Regions from separate parts of the Homo sapiens genome. Here region 1 is linked to region 2. The links are chromatin loops, found by intact Hi-C in ENCODE. Cell type or tissue: PC-9. All regions are shown on one strand. Links, peaks and the distances in the headings refer to the core of each region. The heading gives the core; the rest is flanking DNA.

Region 1 (9,869 bases), core at 1,046-9,045, 77 kb after region 2:
GGCTAATATCCAGAATCTACAATGAACTCCAACAAATTTACAAGAAAAAAACCAACAACCCCATCAAAAAGTGGGCAAAGGACATGAACAGACACTTCTCAAAAGAAGACATTTATGCAGCCAAAAAACACATGAAAAAATGCTCACCATCACTGGCCATCAGAGAAATGCAAATCAAAACCACAATGAGATACCATCTCACACCAGTTAGAATGGCGATCATTAAAAAGTCAGGAAACAACAGGTGCTGGAGAGGATGTGGAGAAATAGGAACACTTTTACACTGTTGGTGGGACTGTAAACTAGTTCAACCATTGTGGAAGTCAGTGTGGCGATTCCTCAGGGATCTAGAACTAGAAATACCATTTGACCCAGCCATTCCATTACTGGGTATATAACCAAAGGACTATAAATCATGCTGCTATAAAGACACATGCACACGTAGGTTTATTGCGGCATTATTCACAATAGCAAAGACTTGGAACCAACCCAAATGTCCAACAATGATAGACTGGATTAAGAAAATGTGGCACATATACACCATGGAATACTATGCAGCCATAAAAAATGATGAGTTCACGTCCTTTGTAGGGACATGGATGAAATTGGAAATCATCATTCTCAGTAAACTATCGCAAGAACAAAAAACCAAACACCACATATTCTCACTCATAGGTGGGAATTGAACAATGAGAACACCTGGACACAGGAAGGGGAACATCACACTCTGGGGACTGTTGTGGGGTGGGGGGAGGCGGGAGGGATAGCATTGGGAGATATACCTAATGCTAGATGATGAGTTAGTGGGTGCAGCGCATCAGCATGGCACATGTATACATATGTAACTAACCTGCACATTGTGCACATGTACCCTAAAACTTAAAGTATAATAATAAAAAATAAATAAATAAAAAAGAACTTAAAAATTTCTCCAAGAGGTTGACTTCATCAGGCTAAGGACCAACTTCCTAGTTTCAGGAGTGGAGCTAGAAACAGATTGGTTTTCTTTGAATGAGTGGGTCTTTACTCATAGAATAACAGTATGGGTAAGAAACTAGCAAGCTTTATTTTCTCCTCTTGGTCTTCTGATACTCAGTGAGGAAGAGAAGAGCCAGTGAGGGTAGTTAAGGATAACAGGTTTTTCCTCTCCAGGCAAAGTATAATAGCACACACTGTGGACATAGGGGCTGAAGTTGTTTTGTCACCTGTGAGTTCTCGAGGAAACTGGGAAGAAATTGGCTCCTTCTTTATCAAGTCAAGGGAGGCACAGCACTTCTTTCATGGATCTGAACAGGGGCAAGGTCCTTGTGCATGTCCACTACCTTGCTGTCCTGGAGAAGTGGCCAGTGGGTCCTTTCTGTTTATGGGTACCTCTGAGTGGAGTCCTGACAATGAGAATAGTTGGATATTCAGAGGATAAAGATAAGTAACCCAAACAAGAAGTCCACCCATCCTGAAAGAAAACATTGCTACAGAGTGAGACTCCGTCTCAAAAAAAAAAAAAAAAAAAAAGTTGCTGAAAACCAATCCTACTTTTCCACTTCAAACCTAACATTGGAGCCTAAATTCAAACTACTTTATTATAATCAACTTATATGAGCCTTATATTTAAGAACTGTAGTTCAAATTTGATGACCAAAGATAGAAAATCTTTTTCAAACTGTTATTTGCTTGAGGTGGAGGGCTTGTCATTTTATTTCTTTAAAACAAATAATAATTTTATTTACTCAAAAACAGATCAGGCCGGGCGCAGTGGCTTACGCCTGTAATCCTAACACTTTGGAAGGCTAAGGTGGGAGGATCATTTGGGCCCAGGAGTTTGAGACCAGCCTGAGCAAGATGGTGAGACCTTGTCTCTAAAAAAATTTTAAAAATTAGCCTGGCATGGTGGCATGAACCTGTGGTCCCAGCTATTCAGGAGGCTGGGGGAAGATCACTTGAGCCCAGGAGGTGGAGGCTGCAGTGAGCCGGGTTTGTGCCACTGCACTTCAGCCTGGGTGACGGAGTGAGATCCTGTGTCAAAAAACCCATCTCTATGAAAAATACAAAAATTAGTCAGATGTGGTGGCATGTGCCTGTAGTCCCAGCTACTCCAGAGGCTGAGGCAGGAGAACCGCTTGAACCTGGGAGGTGGAGGTTGCAGTGAGCTGAGATCACGCCACTGCACTACAGCCTGGGCAACAGAGAAAGACTCTGTCTCAAAAACAAACAAACAAACAAAAAATAAGCTGGGCATGTTAGTGTGCACCTATAGTCCCAGCTACTTAGGTGGCTGAGCCAGAGGATTGCTTGAGCCCGGGAGGTCAAGGCTGCAGTGATCTATGATCAAGCCACTGCACTCCAGCCTGGGTTATAGAGCAAGAAGACACTGTCTCTAATCAAAAATAAAAATAAAATAAGATTCACAGCTTCTGGGGATTAGAATATGGACATATTTGGTGGGGGCATTATTCAGCCTACTACACCTTGCACCCAAGAGCAACTTACCCAGCAGCTTCCCACACAGTGCTGAGCTCCAGAAGAGCCTGGGGCAGCACGACTTTTCCCATGATTTATCTAAACAGCTCTCCATTAGGCTGTTTTCAAACTTTTGCTATTATGAGCAATGCTGCTCATATATCCTTAGAATACAGTATTAGAAGAAGAATTGCCAAATTAAAGGATATATGCAATTTAAATCTATTTTTGGCCGGGTGCAGTGGCTCACATCTATAATCCCAGCACTTTGGGAGACCGAGCTGGGAGGATCAATTGAGCCCAGCAGGTTTTGAGACCAGCTTGCCAACATGGTGAAACGCCATCTCTACCAAATATACAACAACAACAAAAAAAATTTAGCAGAGCTTGGTGGCACGTACCAGTAGTCCCAGCTACTCAGGAGGCTGAGATGGTAGGATGGTTTGAGCGCAGGAGGCAGAGGTTGCAGTGAGCCCAGATCACGCCATTATGCTGCAGCCTGGGAGACAGAGCCTGACCCTGTCTCAGACAAAACAATCATTTTCCTGGTCAGGCATGGTGGCTCAAACCTGTGATCCCAGCATTTTGGGAAGCTGAGGCAGGAGGATGGCTTGAGCCCAGGATTTCGAGACCAAATACAAAAATTAGCTCGGTGTGATGGCAAATGCCTGTAATCCCATCTACTTGGGAGGCTGAGGCAGGAGAATCACTTGAACCTGGGAAGTGGAGGTTGCAGTGAGTGGAGATTGCACCACTGCACTCCAGCCTGGGCAACAGAGCGAGATTCCGTCTAAAAAAAAAAAAAAAAAAAGAAAATTTAAAAATCAGTTGGGTGTGGTTGTTTGTACCTATAGTCCCAGCCACTCAGGAGGATGAGGTGGGGAAATCACTTGAACTTGGGAGGTTGAGGCTGCAGGGAGCCGTGATCGCACCACTGCACTCCAACCTGGGCAATAAACTGTCTCAAAAAAACAAAACAAAACAAAAACCTATTTTCCTGCATCTTTGCCAACAACATTATCAACTTTTTTGATATTTACCGATTCTATGGGTGAAAAATGGGATTTCATATAAGTTTTTTCTTTTTTCTTTTTTTTTTTTTTTTGAGATGGAGTCTCGCTTTGTCACCCAGGCTGGAGTGCAGTGGCACCATCTCGGCTCACTGCAAGCTCCACCTCCCAGGTTCATGCCATTCTCCTGCCTCAGCCTCCCGAGTAGCTGGGACTACAGGCACCTGCCACCACGCCCGACTAATTTTTTTGTATTTTTAGTAGAGACAGGGTTTCACCGTGTTAGCCAGGATGGTCTCGATCTCCTGACCTCGTGATCTGCCCACCTTGGCCTCCCAAAGTGCTGGGATTACAGGCGTGAGCCACTGCAGCCAGCCCAGTATAGGTTTTTTAAACTTTAAAAAACTTTTTGAAATAATTTTGGTATAGTTTTAATATTAATTTATCTTATTATAAGTGAGGTTATGCATTTTTTGATATGTTTAAACTGCCATTTCTATATCTTTCCTGTGATTTATTGGTCCCTCATGCAACACTGTGTATCTGAAGACATAGTCAACAGCGGCAGGCCAGGCACGGTGGCTCACGCCTGTAATCCCAACACTTTGAGAGGCCAAGGTGGGAAGATCACTTGAGGCCAGGAGTTTGAGACCAGTCTGGCCAACACGGCAAAACCTCGTCTCTACTAAAAATACAAAAATTAGCCGGGCATGGTGGCGCACGCCTGTAGTTCCAGCTACTCGGGAGGTTGAGGCATAAGAATCACTTGAACCCAGGAGGCAAAGGTTGCAGTGAGCAGAGATTGCACCACTGCACCCCAGCCTGTCTCAAATAAAAATAAAAATTAACAGTGGCAATCAGGCAAAAAAGTAGTGTCATAGGATTAAAATAAAATAAAATAAAACAAACAAAAAAAAGCTCCTCTGAAGGGTAGAGAATTCAGGGGCAGGAGGAGAGAGGAGTCATGGTAGGAATAAGACCCCTTGAATAAGACCCCTTGCTACCAGGCTGGATTTCAGTAACTCTGAGTCCTGTGGAGTTTTGCTGGGATAAACATAGCCACAGTTTAGCAAGTCTGGGGGCCAGGAGAGGTGATCAAGGCAGAGTCAATCCTCAAGAACAATGTCAGAGCCCACTTATTAGACTTGGGTCCAAGGGCAGGGCAGCAATGGGGCTTCTATCCCAAGTTCTTGGACAAGAATTTGGCATTTATCCTATAAGTTTGGCATTTATTCCAAAATTTCTTGTCCAAGAACTTGGGATAGAATCTATTGACAGCCTATTGTCTCCAGTCATGGTTGACACTGGAGCCCTGGACAGGGCTCTGCCTGTGGATGAGCAAGTGACTTTCCCTGTGGGGATGAAGGAAGGTGACCATGTAGACCTTCTCCTAAGACTGTAGAAGGCATGCAGAACGGCAAATACGGCAGCAGCCTGGCCTCACCTTAAGACTGGGTTTAAGAGTGTGGAATGGGCCGGGTGCAGTGGCTCATGCCTGTAATCCCAGCACTTTGGGAGGCCGAGGCAGGTGGATCACCTGAGGTCAGGAGTTCGAGACAGCCTAGCCAACATGGTGAAACCCTGTCTCTACTAAAAATACAAAAAATTAGGGGGTCATGGTGGCAGGCGCCTATAGTCCTAGCTACTCAGGAGGCTGAGGCAGGAGAATCGCTTGAACCCAGGAGGCGGAGGTTGCAGTGAGCCGAGATCGTGCCACTGTACTCCAGCCTGGGCAACAGGAGCGAAACTCCATCTCAAAAACAAACAGAAAAAAAAAAAAAGACCGGGACTGGTGGCTCATGCCTGTAATCCCAGCACTTTGGGAGGCTGAGGCAGGTGGATCACCTGAGGTCAGGAGTTCAAGACCAGCCTGGCCAACACGGTGAAGCCCCATCTCTACGAATAATACAAAAATTAGCTGGGCGTGGTGGCACATGCCTGTATTCCCAGCTACTCAGGAGGCTGAGGCAGGAGAATTGCTGGAACCTGGGAGGCAGAGGTTACAGTGAGCCGAGATCGTGCCACTGCACTTCCAGCCTGGGCAACACAGCGAGACTCCATCTCAAAAACAAAACAAAGAGTGTGGAATGTTGCTAGGAATGAGTGGCTGGGGCCGGAGACTCCTTAGGCCTGGCAGAGATTTGCCCTGGAAGTGCCTGTGTGAGAATGATTAGTTCTCAGCACCTTCTTGTCACAGGATTGCAACTGGCGTCTCAGGAAGCCAAATCTGAGCTACTCCTGGAAGTATCATCTTGGTCAACACTGGCTATAAAACCAAAAGAGGCTGCCAGATTGTGCAAGGAGACAAAACTAGTCTGGTGAGGGCATTTCCTCTTTAGTGATGTCCCAATGGCCTGAGGCTGTCAGGGTTCTTCTCATCACTTGCCTTGTTTTGACTGCCCCCATCAAGGCACAGCTGGCTCATTTGTCCCAGAAGGAAATGGTGAAGCAAGCAGATGGATTGCTCCCTGGACCTCCACAGCGCCTCCTGCTGGTGGTGGACCCCAAGGCCCACCATCCTGCCTTTAATTCATTAACCAGCTGCTTTTCTTTTTGGCTTTGAAATACCCAAAGGTTCCACCAGCTTTCCAACAGTGAAGCCCACCTTTGTAAAAAAAAAAAGAAGCGCTCCCATTTTTCTGTTGCCCCTGCTTTTTCGGTTAAAAGAACATGAAGCAATTTCAGGATATTAGAAAAGCCCTAAGGCAGTGGGGAAACATGCCTAATGAGTTTTAGCTGAATAAAACATCAGGTGAGTGTGGGAGCTGCCCTCAAGCGGGACCTACTGTGCTCCTAGGGCCCTCATCAGCACAAAAGCCCTGTCACTGGCTTGGAGTAAAGATTTCCTATTTAAAAAGATAAGCCAAACCCCTTGGGGCAGCAGAGATTTTTTTTTTTTTTTTTTTTACCACTTTGGGTTTTCTTTAGAATTTGCAGAATTTGTGTGAAGGGCACTGGCACTGAGTCTGCACCCAGATTAGAGCTGTTTTCCACATCCCTTTCCTAGGCTGGGGGGCTTTGGGGCAGATTAGTGATTAGGCTTGTGGGGGGCTTCTGTGTGCTGTGACCTGTGCGTGCCAGGGAACCCCTGCAGCAGTGAGGCAAAGTGGGAAGAAATCTGGAATTGACATTAGAGCTGGAATCTCATTTTCTTTCATCTTGTAAACCAAAACATGACCATGGCAGATCTCAACTGATTCAAAGTTTATTTTGCCAAGGCTGAGGACGTGCCTGGGAAAAAGAAACCCAAGTCACAATACGATCTGTGACCCGTGTTTTTCCAAAGAGGATTTGGGGAACTTCAATATTTCAAGAGGTGTAAACCAAAAAGTATCTGAGATAGGTAACAATTAATTTAGAAATTTATGTTGCCAGCGTTAAGGACGTGCACTTGGGAGACAGGTCTGTGCCTTTCTCCAAATATGGTTTTGAGGGCTTCAATATTTAAAAGTGGGAAAAGCAGGCTGGAGGGGAAAGACGGAGGGTATGGTCACATGACTGAATCCACATGTTGCAAGAGAAAAGGAGCAGGTAGGGGAATAGTCAATTATATATTCATCTTTGTAGCAGCTAAGGTGAACATAGAGTAGCTCTGTGGAGATACTTAACTTTTTATCTGTAGCTACTTGCTTAGGAACAAAAGGAAAAGTAACTTCTTGGATAATTCAGCTTTCAGCTTAATATTTTTCTTTTGGCATAGTGAAATTAGGGTCCCAAGTTTTTATTTTCCTTTCACAGAGGAAAGGGCAAGCAGGAGGGGAAGGGAAAAAAAAAAAAGGAGGGTGGGTAGGCAATGAGGCAAGTGGTTACATTCTTGTGAGGCTCCGGTTAGAGTTCAGTGAGTCTATGTTTTACATGTAAAAAGAAAGGGGTAGAGGAAAAGTCAATTATGCATTAGTCTCATGCTCAGTCAATCTACATTTTTTATAAGATAAGGTGAGCATGTGAAATTACAGCTCTTTGGGAACAAAAGAAAGGCCGTATTTTTGTTTTATTTTTGCTTTTTTGTTTGCATGACTCAGTTCCCAAGCTTTGGCCTAGTGAATTTGAGGTCCCAAGATTCTATTTTTGTTTCACAGTCTGAATGCAGAAAAGTGAGCAGAAAAAGCTTTTGCCAGGCAATTTTAACTATTCATGCAATTATCCTGAATTTTGAGCATTCTTCATTCTCAGCAAGATTTTCTGTCCTTGCAGTTTAGCCGTGCTCTAGAAGCAAAACGAAACTCCTGCATGGAGAATTGAGGAATCTCTCTGTACATCTCAAGCCACGTGAGTTTGGAACTGGAGGGAACAGCTAGAGGTGCCCTGCTACTCTGCAAGACCTCCAGGAGTTACCGGGAAATTTAAATCCCCAGCTGTCTTAAAGGAGCCCATAATCTAACAAGAGATAATATATTCCCAAAACACAGGTCACACATCTGCAGCAAAAACAGAAGGGCTAATAGAAGCGCACGCCTCAGCAGGACAGGCTACATAATCTGTGCGGCTCCGTGCAAAAATGAAAATACGCAACCTCTTGGTCAAAAGACAGGAAAAACTTGCTTTTAAAGGTACACATAAAGCCAGACACAAAAAGACAAATATAATATGAGGCGCCTACAACAGTCAAATTTATAGAGACAGAAAATAGAATGGTGGCTGGGCACGGTGGCTCACGCCTGTAATCCTAGCACTTTGTGAGGCCAAGGCAAGCAGATCACTTGAGGTCAGGAGTTCAAGACTAGCCTGGCCAACATGGCAAAACCCCGTCTCTATTAAAAATACAAAAGTTAGCCGGGCATGGTGGCACGTGCCTGTAGTCCCAGCTACTTGGGAGGCTGAGACAGGAGAATCGCATGAACCCAGGAGGGGGAGGTTGCAGTGAGCCGAGATCATGCCACTGTACTCTAGCCGAGATCATGCCACTGTACTCTAGCCTGGGTGACAGAGCAAGACCCTGTCTGAAAAAAATAAAAATAAAATAAAATAAAATAAAATGGTGGTTGTCAGGAACTGGAATGAGGAAGGATGTGGAATTATTGTTTAATGGGTACAATTTCAGTTTGGGGAGATGAAAAAGTTCTGGAGATGGATGGTGGTGATGGTTGCACAACAATGTGAATGTACAGTTGTCCTGCAGTATTGGAGGGGGATTCGTTCTAGGATTCATCAAGGACACCAAAATCCATGGATTCTCAAGTCCCTGATAATAAATGGTATAGTATTTGCATATAACCTACACACATCCTCCTGCATACTTTAATTCATCTCTAGATTACTTATAATACCCAATACAATGCCTACACATCATTCTTATGAATTCAACATAGTACTTGGTACCTTGCAAATTCAAGGCTTGCTTTTTGGAACTTAGTCTTTTTTTCCCTGAATATATTTTTTCTTTTTTTTGTAGAGACAGGGTCTCACTATGTTGCCCAGGCTGGCCTTGAACTTCTGGCCTCAAGTGATCCTCCTGCCTAGGTCTCCCAAAGTGCTGGGATTACAGGTGTCAGCCACCACACCAGCCTTTTTCCTGAATATTTTCGATCCATGGTTGGTTGACTCCATGGATGTGGAACCCAGGGATGTGGAACTGATGGATACAGAGGGTTGACTAAGTACCACTGCACACTCAAAAATAGTTAAAATGGTATATTTTATGTATATTTTATTACATACACAAAATGGTAGACATAAGCTTTTTCCTTCTTTTATAGTCTTTCTCTTGACTTGTCATGGTGCTTATTTGCTACTTAATGTCATTCTAAGAAAAACTACAGGACGGGCTCAGTGGCTCACACATGTAATCCCAGCACTTTGGGAGGCCGAGGCAGGTGGATCACCTGAGGTCAGGAGTTCGAGACCAGCCTGGTCAAATAGTGAAACCCTGTCTCTACAAAAATACCAAAAATTAGCCGGGCATGATGGCGGGTACCTGTAATCCCACTTACTCGGGAGGCTGAAGCGGGAGAATCACTTGAATCCAGGAGGCGGAGGTTACAGTGAGCCGAGATCGCGCCATTGCACTCCAGCCTGAGCAACAGAGCAAGACTCTGTCTCAAAAAAAGAAAAGAAAAACGACAAATTAAAAATTTTGGCATGCATTTTACCCTCCACTTTTATATCATACAATGCCAATTTTAAATGTGAATATCAGAATATTTATCTCATATTTGGAATCACTGAAATTATACAATTTGAATTTTGTGGTTCATCCCAGAAGGGTTATCTCCTGCTGGTTCAAAGGCACAACAAACACAAGCCAGGCTCAGGAAAGTTGGAAGGAGGAAGAGAGGATTCCTCCAGGCACAGAGCCTGCTGAGAAAGCCTCCAGGGCAGGGGACCTCACAGATGCCTGTGGGCAGGTGCTCTGTTGGGTCTGACAGGTTCCAGGTTCCCTTTCCTCCAGGTGTCTCCCCTTCC
Region 2 (9,869 bases), core at 764-8,763:
CATGGTGGCTCACACCTGTAATCCCAGCACTTGGGGAGGCCAAGATTGGCAGATCACCTGAGGTCAGGAGTTAGAGACCAGCCTGACCAACCAAGAGAAACCCCATCTCTACTAAAAATACAAAATTAGCCAGGCGTGGTGGCACATGCCTGTAATCCCAGCTACTCAGGAGGCTGAGACAGGAGAATCGCTTGAACCAGGGAGGCGGAGGTTGCAGTGAGCCAAGATCGTCCCATTGCACTCCAGCCTGGGCAACAAGAGTGAATCTCCATCTCAAAAACAAACAAAAAAAACCCCATCCCCAGGCTATCCCTATCACTCACACCACCATGTCCCACTCCAAAGAAGGGCTTCATCTCTTGCCTGGATTATTGTAACAATCTCCAAACTCTGGCTGTCTGTTCTCCATCGACACATTCATTCTTTTAAAATCAGAGTATCTCATTCCTCTGCACAAAACCCTTTAACAGCTCTTCTTCTCAGAGTGAAAGCCTATAGGCCTCACAGGGTGTGGGCCCACCACTTACGACTCACCTTCCTACTCAAAACAGCTTTCACTCCTCCTGGCCCACTCCACTCCTGTCACACTGGCCTCCTTCAACACACCAAGCACACTTCTACCTCAAGGCCTTTGCAATCATGTTTCCTTTGCCTAGATAGCAGTTTCCCCAGCCAGGCACAATGGCTCACACCTGTAATTCGAACACTTTGGGAGGCGAAGGCAGGAGGATCTCTTGAGTTCAGGAGTTTGAGACCAGCCTGGGCAACATAATGAGACCCCCCATCGCTACAAAAAAAGAAAAAAAAATTAGCTAAATGTGGTGGAGTATACCTGTAGTCCCAGCCACTTGAAAGGCTGGGACCGGAGGATTGCTTGAGCCTGAGAGGTTGAGGCTGCAATGAGACATGATAGCACCACTGCACTGTAGCCTGGGAAACAGAGCAAGACCCTCTCTCAAAAAAAAAAGAGAGAGAGAGAAAGCCCTTTTCCCAGATTTGCAAAAAGGTTACTTCTTCATTTCCTTCATGTCTCTGCTCAAATGTCAACTTATCAAAAAGGTCTACTTATCAAGTAAATCTACTTGAACTTAACTTGGCTGTAAAATGAAACCAACTATGCCCTTGGAATTTTTCTGGGGTCTGAGGGAGGGACAGTCTATAAGTAGGGAAAGTCAAGTCCTGGCTCTACTCCAAAGTACATCCCATCTCCCTTACCTTGCTTCATCTCTCTCTGTTACACTTACCAGTACCTGACTATATATGTATATTTAAATTAATGTTGAAAGCATGACTTCTCTGGAACTTGAGAGTTCATGACATCAGAAACTGGCTAGGGAAAAGAAGAGACCTCAGCATGAGCACAACGTTCATGACACACCACCACCACTACCACACATACACACAAACACACACACACACACACACACACATTAAATAACCTGGAACCGATGCAATTGTACAACAAAGGGAAATGATAAAGTGTGCTTGTGGGGTAGAAAAGTGTACAGTAATTGGCTGGGTGCAGTGGCTCATGCCTGTAATCCCAGCACTTTGGGAGGCCAAGGCGGGCAGATCACCTGAGGTCAGGAGTTCGAGACCAGCCTGGCCAACATGGTGAAACCCCGTCTCTACTAAAATACAAAAATTAGCCAGATGTGGTGGCACATGCCTGTAGTCCCAGCAACTTGGGGGGCTGAGGCAGGAGAATCGCTTGAACCTGGGAGGCAGAAGTTGCAGTGAGCCGAGATCATGCCACTGCACTCCAGCCTGAGCAACAGAGTGAGACACCGTCTCAAAAAAAAAAAAAAGAAAAGAAAAGAAAAGAAAAGTATACAGTAATTAAAAACACTAATTACAAAGACAGTAAAATGCTTATAGTATGTTACGGAAAAGTAGTACCATCAATTGCAAAACAGAGCAACTCAATATATAATTACATACAGTACTGCTATAATCACAACAATGCAAAATACATACACATAGGAAAGCTGAGATTTAAAACAAAATTGGTTATTGTGTTAGGCCTATTAAGGGGATTATGGGTAGTTTTGTAATCTTTTATTCCTCACAAGTAAAAACAAACAAACAAACAAACAAAAAACTTATACTCTTTTTTTCCATAAAAGGAACACGTTTTAACTCCCTGGGCACACTGGTTGAGGAAAATCCCAGCCCAGTGAAGTCAGCACCCAAGTTCCCCAGAGACTCCCATGTGTGGTTGGCAGAAGGGTCCTGGGCCAGGTCTGTGCAGAAGGGCTGTCCCAGAGGTTGAAATGGGTAGTAAGTGAAGCATAGAGTATTTGCATGACTAACCCAGGGGAAAATACCCACCAGAGAGTTATTTCTATTTAAGACAGAGAAATGCAGAAGTAAATCTACTTGAACCTAATATGGCCTTAAAACGAAAACAACTGTGCCCCTTGGAGTTTTGGGGGGCCTTCCTGTAGGGAGAGAAAATCAAGTCCAGGCTCTAGTGACCTTCACTGGAGAACCAAATTCTCCTGCAGGGGTCCAGAATGGGGGCTTCGGGCCCTCAAGGGGGCTTCAGTGCTAGTGCAATGAGTTCTGAATCCATAAACCTGCTGAGCATTGACCTTAGACCAGCATTTCTTAACCAAACTAAGGTTATGAACCCTGGTAATCATAAAAACGACAGAACTTCTTCCCAGAAAAATTGCACATTTGCCCTAAAATATGAAACAATCTCAGGAGTTTCATGGGCTCCCTGAATCCTATCCACTCCTAGTTGTCCCCATACCCCAGATTAAGACTCTCTGATGGACCTGAATAAATACAATGTCCTACATACAATGTATAAAACGTGTACGCTGTTTTTCAAGTCTACTGATAGAAATGTGATGAATAAATACAACTTCATTTAAAAGAAATACTGAATTTAGAGACTTCCTGTTATATGTGATCTCCAGAGGACCAGTAAATGCCTGTGCAAGCCAAGGAACACGTTAAAAAGAATCCCCTATCCCTGCAACAAAGCCCGAAAGGGATTCTACTGGGACAGTTGCTCGGTCCCAGGGCCCAGGCATTGGAGAGAGCCTCGCTCCAGAGACTCTGTGGCCCCACCGGAGCCGGTGCCGGCTTTTAGGGGTTTTCTCACGGAAATGTTCAGCTGCCGGTGAGTTCACGTGCATTTAAGTTTTATTCTCCAGTTAGGACCGGGTTTTCCAGATGTGGGTTGTCAGCGCGTGCCCAGTAACCAGCTTGCGCCCAGGTGCGAAACGCAGTCATTGGGTCTCTCCGGGTGTGCGTCCTGGGTGGAGCCCCAGGGGCCCCGGCGTGGGTGGCCGTCCTGCTCCGCGGGTACCCGCGGAATGCCCTGCCCGCATGCTCCCTCTGCTGGGCGCGCCTCGGCGCCTTCCGGGTGCACGGCCCTGCCCAGGAGCGGCGCGTGGGGCCCCGGGTCTGCGGATGAATGGGGAGATAGCGAGGGGAGGGGCGCACAGCACAGCCCACTCCCCCTTACCCACGCCTCCAGAACAGTCCTACCCCTAGCCCCAACACCTCCTTCTATCCCCGCCCCGCTCTCCCCAGACGCTCTTAATCTGATTGAGACTTCGGCACGTAAACGCGGTTCTAGGAGCCCGGACTGGCTCAGTGCACGACTTATCAGAAACTTACCCGTATCTAACACACAATAGATTCGTGCACATCTGTTGAATAAAGAAGAGTTTGTTTTTCGTGTTTGAACCGTGTCTGCTTCAATAACGCTTCCTGCAGTGGTCCTTTTTAGGAGGGGTACAGTGAGTGGTATACTGCGAGGGAAGCGGGACAAGGAGGCAAAGGGAAGGGAAACAGGCGGGCCCAGAGAGCAGCTTCCGAGTGACCTGGAAAATCAGCGCCCAGAACTCATCTAGACACAGAGGCTCGGTGCCATGGCATTCCGCGCTGACTGCCAGAACCGCGGGCCGCGGAGCCAGCACTGTGCCGGCAACGTGGTGGGGCGAATGCCCTGGGGTCGGAGAGGTGGAAAGGCCCGAAAGGAAGAGCCCAGAAGGGGACAGTCCCCACCCAACGGCAGGGTAAAGGCCCGTCTCTACTGGTTACTAGAGACGTGGAACCCAGGAAGCTCGAGGCCCCAGGAAACCGGCATAGAAGGAGGCCTGTCAAAGGGGCCCCGAATCCTCCCGCAGGGACAGAGCGACACGTCCACCCGGGCTCGGAGGACTAACACCAGGAGTCCCCTGAGGCCCTGCCCCAGGCTTCCCAGGTTGTGGGGACACCAGCTGCCTGCAGGGGGCGGGATGTTCCTTTGGCGCTGCTGGGCAGTGACTAAGAGCAGAAACAAAAATAGAAGCTGAGATCAACGGAAAGGAATGAGACTGAACAAACACACGCATTAATCCTGATGGGATACATAGTAAAATAACATTCCCAAACACGGCAGTAAGAAAAGATGAACTATGTAAAGAATGCGCAGATAAATGAATGAAAATTTGGAGGACAAAAATGTGTTTCACATCGTATTTCAAAATAAACACCAAGTGGATTAAAGTGCTAAATATTTTAAAGAACAGCCATAGAAACTATATATTTAATAGGATAAGGCAGTTATATTTATGGATAAACGTCAGCGTTCTCAAAACTTTGAAACAACAGAAGAAACAACAAAGGAAGACTAACGTTCAAAAATACAAAAACTGGACAGAATTTTAAAAAGACAACAGATTGAGAAAAATGTCTGCACCAAGTGACAAGCAAATACTACCTGAAATGTATAAAAGCTTGTTTATAGGCCAGGTGCAGTGGCTCACGCCTGTAATCCCAGCACTTTAGGAGGCCAAGGCGGGTGGATCAACTGAGGTCAGGAGTTCGAGACCAGCCTGGCCAACATGGTGAAAGCCCCGTCTCTACTAAAAATACAAAAATTAGTTGGGTGTGGTGGCACACGCCTGTAGTCCCAGTTACTTGGGTGGCTGAGGCAGGAGAATCGCTTGAACCCGGGAGGCGGAGGTTGCAGTGAGCCGAGATCGCACCACTGAACTCCAGCCTGGGTGACAGAGCAAGATTCCATCCCCCCCACCCAAAAAAAGCTTGTTTATATATATAAAAACAATCAAGGTACCAATTGCTAAATAGACAAAGAAGGTAAACATGCACTGTAATTCACAATAAGAAATAAAAGTCATACCCAAGTGCATGGGGAAAACGTTCATTGATAATCAGAAACTTTAAACTTAAAACAGTTATGACATAACACCTTACATCTACTAAAGTAGCAAAAATGTTTTAAAATTATAATGCAGGCTGGATGCAGTGGCTCATGCCTGTAATATCAGTTCACTGGGGGCCAAGGCAGGAGGTTCCCTTGAGGCCAGGAGTTGGAGACCAGCCTGGGCAACAGAGTGAGACCCTGTCACTACAAAAAATTTAAAAATTAGTCCAGCATGGTGCTGTGCTCTAGTAGTCTTAGCTACTTGGGAGGCTGAGGTGGGAGGATCCCTTTAAGCCTGAGAGTTACAGTGAGCTATGATCACACCAGTGCACTCCAACCTGGGCAATAGTGAGACGCTGTTTCTGTAAAAATAAATAGAAAAAAATATAATAGAAAAACAGAAAAAAAATAATGCATAATGTTAGCAGCATGGTAAAATAATAGTCACCATTGCTTCATACAACTCTATCTGGTTTTTTTGAGACGGAGTCTTGCTCTGTTGCACAGGCTAGAGTGCAGTGTTGCCTCACTGCAACCTCTGCCTCCCAGGTTCAAGTGATTCTCCTGTCTCAGCCTCCTGAGTAGCTGGGACTATAGGCACATGTCACCACACCTTGCTAATTTTTGTATTTTTAGTAGAGATGGGGTTTTACCATATTTATCAGGCTGGTCTCAAACTCCACTGCTCTGTTGCCCAGGCTGGAATGCAGTGGCGCAATCTCGGCTCACTGCAACCTCCGCCTCCCAGGTTCAAGCAATTCTCCTGCCTTAGCCTCCCAAGTAGCTGGGACTACAGGCGCGTGACATCACACCCAGCTAATTTTTATGTTTTCAGTAGAGACAGGGTTTCGCCATGTGATCCACCCACCTTGGCCTCCCAAAGTGCTGGGATTACAGGTGTGAGCCACCGCGCCCGGCCCATACAACTCTTTTGAATAGCAATATAGTGATCTTCATTTATTCAACAAACAGCTATTAGGGAGTTCCTATTGCAGATTAAATACTACTGTAAGATCTCACTATAATGGAGGGAAGAGACAACAAAGAAACAAATATACATGATGCAAGGTGGTGGTAGCGGTAGGAAGAAAAATAGAACCATGAGCAATGGGACGTGCTAATTGCATCAGCTTGGTTAGTCAGGGTAAGCCTCCCTGATAAGATGACATTTGAACAGAGCAACACGAATGAAGTGAGGGAGCAAACCTCATTCACACCTGTGGGAAGAGTGATCCAGGCAAAGGGAACAGAAAATATAGTGACCTTGAGGCAAGATCATACTGTAGTAGAACATCAACTGATTGCCTTTTAACCATGCACACAGTAACACGGAAGAAATGTTTAAATTAACTTACTTTATATACATATTAAGACCCACAAGAAATGTATTAAGCAGAAGCAATATAGTCAAATACCTGTTTCTTATCTTAACTAAACAAAAACTTAACCTCAGTGGAAGGTGACATTGCCAAAAGTTTGCTTCACCCCATCCTCTTCTCAAAGCTAGAGTCTGCCAGACATGAAATGTTATGTCTTCATTTGCAGCATGCTCAGTCCTTTTCTAAATAATATCTAAACATGTGAATTAAAGTACTGTCACAGCTCAGAAAAACGGTCATCACAATAAAGGCAAAAAGTCTTGAGTGGGATTATCCAGTTTTGTAGTTTTTTTGTTTTTTGTTTTTTGTTTTTTTTTTTTTCTGAGACAGAGTCTTGCTCTGTCGCCCAGCCTGGAATGCAATGGCGCGATCTCAGCTCACTGCAACCTCCACCTCCCGGGTTCAAGCGATTCAGCCTCCCAAGTAGCTAGGATTACTGGCACCTGCCACCATGCCCGGCTAATTTTTGTATTTTTAGTAGAGGCAGGGTTTCACCATGTTGGCCAGGCTGGTCTCAAACTCCTGACCTCAAGTGATCCACCCGCCTCAGCCTCCCAAGGTGCTGGGATTACAAGCGTGAGCCACTGCACCCAGCCAGTTTTGTAGTTTTAATTACCATCACTTTTCTAGTGAGCCTCAAATAAATCCCTAACCTGAACCTCAACCCTGAACTCCAGACTCAGATATGCACCTGTCTTCTTGACCTCTCCACTTAGATGTCTGATAGGCACTGCAAATTTAAATGTCCCAGCTGGGCACCATGGCCCACACCTGTAATCTCATCACTGTGGGAGGCAGAGGCGAGCAGATCCCTTGAGTTTAGGAGTTAAAGACCAGTCTGGGCAACACAGCAACACCCTGTCTCTACAAAAAAAAATTTTTAATTAGCCAGGCGTGTTGGGACATGCCTGTAAGTTCTAGCTACTAAGGAGGATAAGGCAGGAGGATCACTTCAGCCAGGGAGGTTGAGGCTGCAGTGAGCCATGATTACACCCCTGCATGCCAGCCGGGGCAACAGAGCAAGACCCTGTCTCAAAAAAAAATTAAATGCCCAAAACTGACCATTTATTTTCCATCTGCCATCCCCTCCCCCACACACACAATGTAGTTTCTCTAACAACTAATTGCAAGGCAATTCTTTTTTTTTTTTTTTTTTCTTTGAGAGAGAGTCCCACTCTGTCACTCAGGCTGGGGTACAGTGGTACCGTCTCGGCCCACTGCAACATCTGCCTCCAGGGTTCAAGCAATTTTCCTGCCTCAGCCTCCCAAGTAGCTGGGATTACAGGCATGCGCCACCACACCTGGCTAATTTTTGTATTTTCAGTAGAGACAGGATTTCACCATGTTGCCAATGCTGGTCTCGAACTCCTGGCCTCAAGTGATCCACCGGCTTCAGCCTCCCAAAGTGCTGGGTTTACAGGTGTGAGCCACCACACCCAGCCAACTAACAGCAAGTCACAAGGCCCCATGTGACCAGCTTCATCACCTCTGTGACCTCCTACTCTACCCTTCCATCACCCCTCTGGGTCGAATTGGCCTCCTTGCCGTTCCTCAAACACACCAGACATGTGCCCACCTCAAGGCCCTTGGACTTGTTCCCTCTACTGAGAGTGATCTTCCCCTCCATAGTCATCCGTGGTCCACGTCTCAGTTTGTTGAGGTCTTTACACAAAAGCCAAAGCAACTTTCTGAGTGAGGCCTTCCCTATACAACCTATCTAAAATAAACACACACAAAAACTCCCTGATTTGAATTTTCCACTTTAGCATTTTATTGCCTTTTTCAAGACAGGGTCTTGCTCTACCACCCAGGCTGGAGTACTGTGGCGTGATCATAGCTCACCACAGCCTTGAACTCTTGGGCTCATGCAGTCCTCCTGCCCCATCCTCCCAGGGCCACAGGCATGTGCCACCATGCCTGGCTAATTTTTTATTTTTATTTTTTGTAGAGACAGGGCTCTCACTATGTTCCCCAAGATGGTCTCAAACTCTGATCCTCAAGCAATCCTACACCTCAGCCTCCTAAAGCACTAAGATTACAGGAGTGAGCCACCATGCCTGGCCCATTTTATCACTGTTTAAAGTTATATATTTTTTACTTGTTTATTTTGTTTATTGTCTATATCTCCCTATTAGAATGTAATCCTATAAGCCCCAAGGGCATGGATTGTTGTCTATTTTGTTCACTGATGTATCCCCAGTGCCCAGAATGGTGCCTGCCACCTGGTAGACGCTTGATAAATATTCACTGAATGAATAAGAGTGGGAAGGAAAAGCACATAATAACCACGTGGTATGGATCAGAGACAAGAAACATTCTTATTAACAGAAAACTAATTTAGGGAGATTACTAAGAAAGTCAGGTGTGGTCATGCAAAAGATTCTACAAAATACAACTAAATGTCTGAGTCACCAAGATAGGGGCTGGGGGTCAAATAGTCTCTGACAGAGAAAGCTGACCCCCTCCCCGACTCACAGTTTACATCCAGCTGCCTTCAGAATCACAGTCCACTGAGGGCTGAGAACTCCAGAATCTACACATGCCCAGCCCCCATACATACCTTGGTCCCGGAAGATGGGTGGGAGCTAATGGGGCAAAGGGATGTCTAAGGTTTGTTTCTCTCAGCTGGGATGCTCTCAGGTAAGGCATGGTAACAGAAAATCCAGTTCAAACTGGTGTCGATAATAAAGAACATTTGGGAGTCTGAGGTGGGAGGATCACTTAATCCTAGGAGATCGAGATCAGCCTGAGAAACCAAGCAAGACCCTGTATCTTGCTTACAAAAACTACAAATTAATAATAATAAAAAAAATTAGCCAGGCGGCCGGGCACAGTGGCTCACGCCTGTAATCCCAGCACTTTGGGAGGCCAAGGCGGGCAGATCACCTGAGGTCAGGAGTTCGGGAACAGCCTGACCAACATGGAGAAAACCCATCTCTACTAAAAATACAAAATAAGCCGGGCGTGGTGGTGCATGCATGTAATCCCAGCTACTCTGGAGGCTGAGGCAGGAGAATCGCTTCAACCTGGGAGGCAAATGTTGCGATGAGCCTAGATTGCAGCACTGCACTCCAGCCTGGGCAACAAGAGCAAAACTCCGCCTCAAAAAAAAAAAAAAAAAAAGAATGGACTCAGACAAGTTGTTTCTCCTTATAGGGGTAGAAATGGCTGCAGTTTTTAAAGATTTTACATCTTTGCACTAGACTTCAATCTCACTTCAAATTACTGGGCTTCAATCTGTTTGGGTCAATGTTTGTCATAGATTCACTCCAAAGCAACCCCTGTGACCAGAGAAAAGTCAACACACAGAGGAGGGTAGA

What was found. Peaks named below come from ENCODE experiments on the same cell type or tissue, not always from the same donor. Only the 100,000 strongest peaks of a DNase experiment are listed, where the experiment ranks them.
Region 1: a loop joins it to region 2, with 13 times the contacts of the local background. A loop is called at or near these places in 60 of 110 quality-filtered maps.

The regions. Positions count from the first base shown.
Region 1 is chr11:9,531,369-9,541,237 of GRCh38, reverse strand. No RefSeq gene overlaps it. Among named protein-coding and RNA genes, the nearest start is that of WEE1, 37 kb to the left of the region's middle. In PC-9, for the core only: CTCF peaks have their summits at 5,777 and 5,977 (motif pointing left); a DNase peak (open chromatin) is centred at 5,787; H3K27ac peaks cover 1,927 bases.
Region 2 is chr11:9,607,731-9,617,599 of GRCh38, reverse strand. No RefSeq gene overlaps it. Among named protein-coding and RNA genes, the nearest start is that of WEE1, 39 kb to the right of the region's middle. RefSeq lists enhancers at 1,979-2,128, 2,399-2,488, 3,689-4,378, 6,923-7,450 and a silencer at 3,209-3,588. In PC-9, for the core only: CTCF peaks have their summits at 3,347 (motif pointing left), 4,041 and 4,240 (motif pointing right); DNase peaks (open chromatin) are centred at 3,429 and 4,329; H3K4me3 peaks cover 2,530 bases; H3K27ac peaks cover 3,938 bases.